Linked DNA regions of Homo sapiens: region 2 is linked to region 1. Evidence: read pairs that join two places in POLR2A ChIA-PET (ENCODE). Cell type or tissue: GM12878. All regions are shown on one strand. Region 1 overlaps ERGIC1 (endoplasmic reticulum-golgi intermediate compartment 1). Region 2 overlaps BNIP1 (BCL2 interacting protein 1).

The links. Peaks named below come from ENCODE experiments on the same cell type or tissue, not always from the same donor. Only the 100,000 strongest peaks of a DNase experiment are listed, where the experiment ranks them.
Region 2: POLR2A ChIA-PET joins it to region 1 with 9 read pairs; 2 of 35 experiments call an interaction of 5 or more read pairs at or near these places.

The regions. Positions count from the first base shown.
Region 1 is chr5:172,908,926-172,912,925 of GRCh38, reverse strand. ERGIC1 (endoplasmic reticulum-golgi intermediate compartment 1) reads right to left here. Exons shown (of 10, transcript NM_001031711.3): 4 at 3,165-3,259. Among named protein-coding and RNA genes, the nearest start is that of MIR10523, 4.2 kb to the left of the region's middle. RefSeq lists an enhancer at 2,700-2,759. In GM12878, a CTCF peak has its summit at 1,883 (motif pointing right); a DNase peak (open chromatin) is centred at 1,785; H3K27ac peaks cover 1,179 bases.
Region 2 is chr5:173,154,613-173,158,612 of GRCh38, reverse strand. The region is part of intron 3 of BNIP1 (BCL2 interacting protein 1); the gene reads right to left. Among named protein-coding and RNA genes, the nearest start is that of BNIP1, 12 kb to the right of the region's middle. In GM12878, no CTCF peak of the experiment used is centred here; no DNase peak of the experiment used is centred here.

The DNA of each region.
Region 1 (4,000 bases):
ATGGTGGCAGGTGCCTGTAATCCCAGCTACTTGGGAGGCTGAGGCAGGACAATCGCTTGAACCTGGGAGGTGGAGGTTGCAGTGAGCTGAGATCATGCCACTGTACTCCAGCCTGGGCAACAGAGAAAAACTCTATCTCAAAAAAAAAAAGAAAGAAAGAAAGAAAAGAAAAGTAAAATAGCACTTACTACGTGCTAGACTCTCTTCTAAGTGCCTTTTATATAAGAACACACCTTCTTGGCTGGGCGCGGTGGCTCACGCCTGTAATCCCAGAACTTTGGGAGGCTGAGGCGGGTGGATCACAAGGTCAGGAGTTTGAGACCAACCTGGCCAAAGTAGTGAAACCCCATCTCTACTAAGAATACAAAAAATTAGCCGGGCACGGTGGCGGGCACCTGTAATCCCAGCTACTCAGGAGGCTGAGGCAGGAGAATGGCTTGAACCCGGGAGGCGGAGGTTGCAGTGAGCTAAGATCGCGCCATCGCACTCCAGCCTGGGTGACAGTGTGAGACTCTGTCTCAAAACAAAACAAAACACCATTTAAACACCCCTGTGGGGAAGATAATATTATCAGTCCCATTCTACATCTAGGGCAACTGAGGCACAGAGACCTCACCACTAGGAAACAGCAGAGCCTGGAATGAAATCCAGGTGGATTTGCTTCTGAGCCCCCACCCTTCAGCCATTCTGCTAAGATACCTCAAATCCCAGTGGATTTAATATAGCCAAAGGACGCAGGACAGGGCCTGGCCTGGAAGAATGGAATAAATGGCAGCTGTTATTATTTTACTCATATTATGAGTAATATGAGAACAGCTCCAAGACACTAGCTAGAAAAAAAAAAAAAAAGAAACTCCAGAAGGTTCCCATATGGTAGGGTCCCAATTAATTATGTAAAAAGAAAAAACAACAATAACAACAAAAACAACCCCAAACCCAATATATGTTCACAGACACGCACACACATGTAGGGGTAGGGAACGGGGGCCCCACCTGCTAGCAGAGGTGTCCTTTGGGGAAGATGGCATGCTGGGACAAGAAGGGGGACAGGGGAGGGGTACTTTTGCTTTTTAAAAAACATATTATTTTTGTATTTTTGAATGTATGTCTTAAGATTGAAATATAGTCTATTAGTTGTATAATGAAGAATATTATTTTTAAAAGCAGGATATGAGATCATACATGCAGTACGATCTCAGCTATGTTCAGAAACACAGAAAGGAAGGCCAGCTGGACAGAATGATGTCAAAATGTCACCAACACTGCTGTCGGGTGGCAGAGTTATGGGTGATCTCTTTTGCTTCCCTGTGTTTTCCAGAAGTACAATGATGAGCATGCGTTTTTTCCTATAATAAAAATGTGAAGTTCTTTTAAAGAAAAGCCAGAATGCTGGGCTCTAACAGGGGTGAGGGGGTTGGGGGTTCAGGTTATAGCCCCACAGATCCAGCAGGGCATGGCAGGGAATGGGGTGGAGGTTGCCTGGCCCCTCCTGGAACCACATCTCTTCCCTTTCCTACCACACTAGTCCCAGTCCTCTGGTCTGACTAAGAATTTCCTTGTTCCAGAGATACAGTCACTCCTGAATGAGAATCTGCCAGATGAATTATTTTTCTAAGTGAAAGAAAAAAAATAACAAAAAATAAGACCGACCTATTTCAACAGGTTCCCTGGCTTGGGGCCCAGCGAGGATTCAAAATTGTGACGTAAATCTCACCAAAAGCAATGACAGGGCTGAGACTCTTCCTATCTCTGGCCGGAGATGCACCCAGTGTTCTCTCAGCTGTGTCCTTTAACAGGAAGAGGGGGTGGGGAGAGAAGGGCCTGCAGCAGGCTCTGTGCCAGGCTGGGCAGAGGGACGGCTGGAACCCCAGTCCAGGAGAGGGCGCCCAGTCCACTCGCTGACAAGTCTAGGGACCATGGCATTAGATTCTCCCAAGAACCTCAGACAACAGACATTACTAAGCCCATTTTGCAGATGAGGAATCTGAGGCTCGGAGAGGTCACCCTAGCCAAGGTCACAGTTTTAGCCAGCAAAGGAGCCAGGATCTGACTCCAAATCAGACTTCAAATGAGTTTTGTTTTGTAGAAGTAATTCATTCTGGGCCAGGCACGGTGGCTCATGCCTGTAATCTCAGCACTTTGGGAGGCTGAGGTGGGTGGATCACCTGAGGTCAGGAGTTCGAGACCAGCCTGGCCAACATGGTGAAACCCCGTCTCTACTAAAAATACAAAAATTAGCTTGGCATGGTGGTGCGCACCTGTAATCCCAGCTACTCGGGAGGCTGAGGCAGAAGAATCGCTTGAACCCAGGAGGCAGAGGTTGCAGTGAGCCAAGATCGTGCCATTGCACTCCGGCCTGGGTGACAGGAGTGAAACTCCGTCTCAAAAAAAAAAAAAAAAAAAAAGAAGTAATTCATTCTTTTGGTTAAAACAAAATAGGTGTGAAGTCAAAAAGGGAATCTCCCAGCCCTTCACTGTTGCAGATGCTCTTGAGCCCTGTCCTGCACTCTCTCATGGATGGTGGACCGCTCCAGCTTCTCTAGGTGTCAGCTGCCAATGACTCAGAGCTGCGCCCTTCTCCAGATGAATGCTCTTGGCTGACCGGAGGTCTTCTCGCTTGAGATGCTTGGGAGGTGATATGACCCCTGCCACGCACACCACTCTGCAGCCATTACCCAATGACATGGATAATAACAGCCTGGTCCCATTGCTATTGGGTGTGACAAATGCTATGGTGTCATTCACACCCCACAGCATCCTGTGAGATCAGGCTGAGTTTGGACTTCAGCTGAACACACATCTTTGCTTATCCTGTCGTACTGCCCTATCCTGCGTTTCTCCCTTACAGCTTCCTCCCCTCAACAAGTCACTTGCATGAGACTCTCAGGCTCTGCTGCGAAGCTGTAACATGACCCTAAGAGACATCCCACCTCCCTGCACCAAATCAGCTGCTCTCCAGGGTTAACCCCTATGAGTAGTGTCTTGTGTTTATTATGCCAGAAAACCTCCAAGTGCATGCATACGCAATTATATTCTCCTCCAAAAAAGAGTGGGGAGAACCATATGTTGGCTTGGCTTGTCCTGGAGATCTTGCCATTTCTGCACACACACATTTGCCCTAAGGAGGTGTCCTGCTGGAGGGAGGGGCTGCGTGGAGTACTCACACTCGCAGTGCAGATTGGGTAAACTGATGTTCAGACTGACGTCGATCTTGCCACCGCTGTCCTTGTCTGGGTCATCGACATAGAGCTCGTTCACACTAGGGGAAAGACAAGTATAGGAACCTTTGTTGAGATGGCGGCAAAGATCTCAGCTGCGGGGGACAGCCGGGGATCACTTCACTTGGTGACCACAACTTAGATAACCCAGACTCCACCTGGGCAGAGCCTGCACCTCCTGTGCCCTCAGGCACGGGTCTAGGCTGCACTCTTCAAGTGCAGCCTTACCTCTCAGGACGGGAGGGCTGGGCTGGGCGCAGAGGCTCATGCCTGTTATCCCAGCACTTTGGGAGGTCAAGGTGGGTGGGTCACCTGAGGTCAGGAGTTCAAGACTAGCCTGACCAACATGGTGAAACCTCATCTCTACTAAAAATACAAAATTAGCTGGGCGTGGTGGCGCATGCCTGAAATCCCAGCTACTTGGGAGGCTGAAAATCACGAACCCAGGAGGCTGAGGTTGCAGTGAGCCGAGATTGCGCCACTGCACTCCAGCCTGGGCAACAAGAGTGAAACTCCGTCTCAAAAAAAAAAAAAAAAAAGAGGGGAGGGCTGGGGCTCAGGAAAGAGAAGGGGTGGGGTCAGATAGCACGGTGGTAAGAGCATATCTTTCAGACAGATTCAAGTTCAAATTCTGGTTCTGGCACTTCCTATGCTCACCTCTGTGAACACACCTGTTAAGTGGGGATAACACCACCCACTACGAATAAGGTGGTTTGAACACTAAAATGAGAAATAGGGGTCTTATAAGGGATCAGGGCCTGGCGCCAGCAGGCACAGAGGAC
Region 2 (4,000 bases), 250 kb before region 1:
CCTCCTGCCACTTCCGCCTCCTGGTTCCCCAGCAACTGTTCTTGCTCAGGTCCTGATACCCCTTGACCGGACCCTGGAGGTCGCCACGGGGAGGCTCTGTTGCTGTCACTCTGCCCCCGTCAGCCCAAGGGGCTGTGAACATGGCACTCCTCTGTGCACAGCTCCACAATGGCTGGACTTCAGGGAGGCATCCAAACTTCCCAGCTGGTCACACAAGGCCCCTCTTCAGTCCAGTTGCCTCTAAGGCTGTACTGCTATGGCCTGTGTATTAATTGGTACCATCCCCGGAGAACCATGACTTACTCATCTCCAGTATCTTGAACAACCATTTCTGGCCCTTCAGCTGCTGAGTTAATATACTTTGTAGGAAATAAAAAATCGTGGCCAGGCACAGTGGTTCACACCTGTAATCATAGCACTTTAGGAGGCCGAGGTGGGGGGATCACTTGAGCCCAGGAGTTCAAGACCAGCCTGGGCAACATGGAGAAACCCCGTCTCTACTAAAAATACAAAAAATTAGCCAGGCATGGTGGTGGCGCATGCCTGTGGTTCCAGCTACCCAGGAGGCGGAGGAGCGAAGATCACCTGAGCCTGGGAAGTGGAGGTTGCAGTGAGCCGTGATAGTACCACTATACTCCAGCCTGGGTGACAGAGTAAGACCTTCTCTCAAGAAAAAAAAAAAAAAACACACACACACACACAAAAAGCCAATCTTTCAAAATATTTCTTCAAGGTTTGTTGTTCTTTCCATACTACAGACCAATCATGAATGACACAAACATGATGGATTAGCAGAGCCCTGACTGACACGGCGGATCTACAGTCTTCACCTGCGCTAACTTGTGGGTGATAACGGAAAGTTGGTGAACAGCTTCCTGGAGTTAGAAATGTGACAGTTGACCGGGCGTGGTGGCTCACATCTGTAATCCCAACACTTTGAGAGGCCGAGGCGGGTGGGTCACTTGAGGTCAGGAGTTCGAGACCAGCCTGGCCAACATGTTAAAACCCTGTCTCTACTAAAAATACAAAAATTAGCTGGACATGATGGCGAGTGCCTGTAATCCCAGCTACTCGGGAGTCTGAGGCAGGAAAATCACTTGAATCTAGGAGGCAGAGGTTGCAGTGAGCCAAGATCACGCCACTGCACTCCAGCCTGGGCAATGAGAGTAAGACTCCGTCTCAAAAAAAAAAAGAAATGTTGACAGTTGTTGATAGACTATAAAAAAGCTAACTGCGTCTCTCTAAGAATCAAACTCATACTTCAGAACTCTTATGTAGCCAGCTCAAACCAATTGTGCTAATCTCTGGAAATACTCAAAAATCAAAACACAGAGTACATGAACTGACAGGGTGGTTTTCTAATAGCACCTTTATGCTGAAGGTCTTAATGAGCACCTGCTCCGCCATTTCACACCTGCCACTTTAAAGAATCCATTACATTTTGAAACAGTTTGCAAGGGGGTTCTGCAGGACCCTGGGATCCAGAGATGAATGAGGGGCAGTACTTCTCCTCAACCACCTCACATTCATTTGGGAAAAAGACAAGCAAACAGATACTCACTGTATGGTGTGACAAGCATGATGACCCAAGCAAGCACAACTACTGCTTCAACTGCCAAAGTTGGTTTTTTTTGTTTTTTTTGTTTTTTTTTTGAGACAGGGTCGGCTGGGCACGGTGCCTCACGCCTGTAATCCCAGCACTTTGGGAGGCTGAGACCGGCGGATCATGAGGGTCAGGTGATCGAGACCGTCCTGGCTAACACGGAGAAACCCCATCTCTACTAAAAATATAAAAAATGAGCCAGGCGTGGTGGCGGGTGCCTGTAGTCCCAGCTACTCGGAGAGGCTGAGGCAGGAGAATGGCGTGAACCCGGGAGGTGGAGCTTGCAGTGAGCCGAGATTGCGCCACTGCACTCCAGCCTGGGTGACAGAGTGAGACTCTGTCTCAAAAAAAAAAAAAAACAAAAGAAAAGAGGCAGGGTCTCGTTCTGTCTCCTAGGCCAGGTGCAGTCACATGATCACGGCTCACTGCAGCCTTGACCTCCCGAGCCCACTGCCCTCCTGCCTTGGCCTCCCAAGTAGTTGAGACTACAGGCACACATCAGCATGCCCCCAGCTAATTTTTTTTTTTTTTAATAGATGAGGTTTTGCTTTGTTGCCCAGGATGGTCTTAAACTCCTGGGCTCAAGCAGTCCTCCTGCCTCGGCCCCCGAAGTGCTGGGATTATAGGTGTGAGCTACTGCACATAGCCCCAAAGTATAAATTGACAGCTTTCTCTGCTCTGGCCTGTAATGCTACATTGTGGATGGCCATTCCCAGCTTTAAACCCATGCTAAGCTGAGTGTGTCTGGCATAACTTACCATACTTTATACAAGGGCTCCTCTGTACTCAGTGTTTATAATCTGAGTAGGCTTGGTGGCTCAGGAAAGCAAAAGCCATCATAACATAAAGTATTCGTGAAATAGCCAAGCCCTGGATCACTGCCCACCACTCATACAGCCCTCCCTGCTTACACTGGCCTCCCTGTGCCTGTGTTTTTGCCAGTCGGTGTCTTCCTGACAGCTGACTGTTACATACACAGCTGCTTGCAGGGAAGATGATGCTGGCAAATTGCTCAAATCAGAAGCAAAGCCACAAATACAGATCTGGCAGAGGCAGACCAGTGAACAAGAGACAAAGAGAAAACCCATGGGAATGACAACTTAGCAGGGGTTTCAAAAGAGAATGATTTAGCCAGGCACGGTGGAGTGTGCTGTAGTCCCAACTACTTGGGAAGCTGAGGTGAGAGGATCGCTTGAGCCCAGGAGTTCCTGAGGCTGCAGTAAGCTATGACTGTACTCCAGACTGGGCAACAGAGAAGGACCTCATTTCCAAAATTTTTTAATTTTTTAAAAATAAAAATATTTTTTTTTTGTTTTTAAGGTGGAGTCTCACTCTGTCACCCAGGCTGGAGTGCAGCAATCTCGGCTCACTGCAACCTCTGCCTCCCGGGCTCAAGCGATTCTCCTGCCTCAGCCTCCCGAGTAGCTGGGATTACAGGTGTGTGCCACCACACCCGGCTAATTTTTGTATTTTTAGTAGAGAGGGGTTTCACCATGTTGGTCAAGCTGGTCTCGAACTCCTGACCTCATGATCTGCCCACCTCGGCCTCCCAAAGCGCTGGGATTCCAGGCGTGAGCCGCCGCACTGGGCCAAAAATGTATTTTTAAAAAAGAGAGAGAATGATCTGAATACCTCAAATATGTTTGGAAAAACCCTCTTTATGATTGGTACAAAAGTCAAATGTGAAGGGAAAGATACTGTTTCATGTTGTCTGACAATTTCATTGGAAAAGTTAAACCTCTCCCAATTCAATAACAAGAAATGGCATATAACTGTAACTATATAATCAAGGATTAGCACACACCTGCAATTACAACCTCGATTTTGGTTTTAATTTTTGACCTCAATTTTGTTTAATTTACGGTTTTTCTTGCATTTTATTTTATTTTATTTTTAGACAGCATCCCACTCAAAACCTTCTAAATTTTGGTCCACCTTCAGCAGGTTTTCTTTCTGTAGATTTTTTCTGGTACCAATTATCCTTAGATAAAAAATGACCCTGTATTACAAAAGCAATCATATTTTTTGATTAAAAATATACAATACAGTATAATGTTAAATATGCTTTTGTAAACTATGTTCAGCTCCACCTGCTCAGATAGGCCCTATTTATCCCTTCCCCACTCGCCCCCACTTGACTATTGCTGACTGAGAGAGAACATTCCACCAGTGTGTAACTGATGCAATTGGCTGGGCGTGGTTGCTCACACCTGTAATCCCAGCACTTTGGGAAGCCAAGGTGGGTGAATCACATGAGGCCAGTGTTAGAGACCAGCCTGGCCAACACAGCGAAACTCTGTCTCTAGTAAAAATACAAAAATTAGCCAGGCGTGATGGTGGGCGCCTGTAATCCCAGCTACTCAGGAGGCTGAGGCAGAAGAATTGCTTGAACTCGGG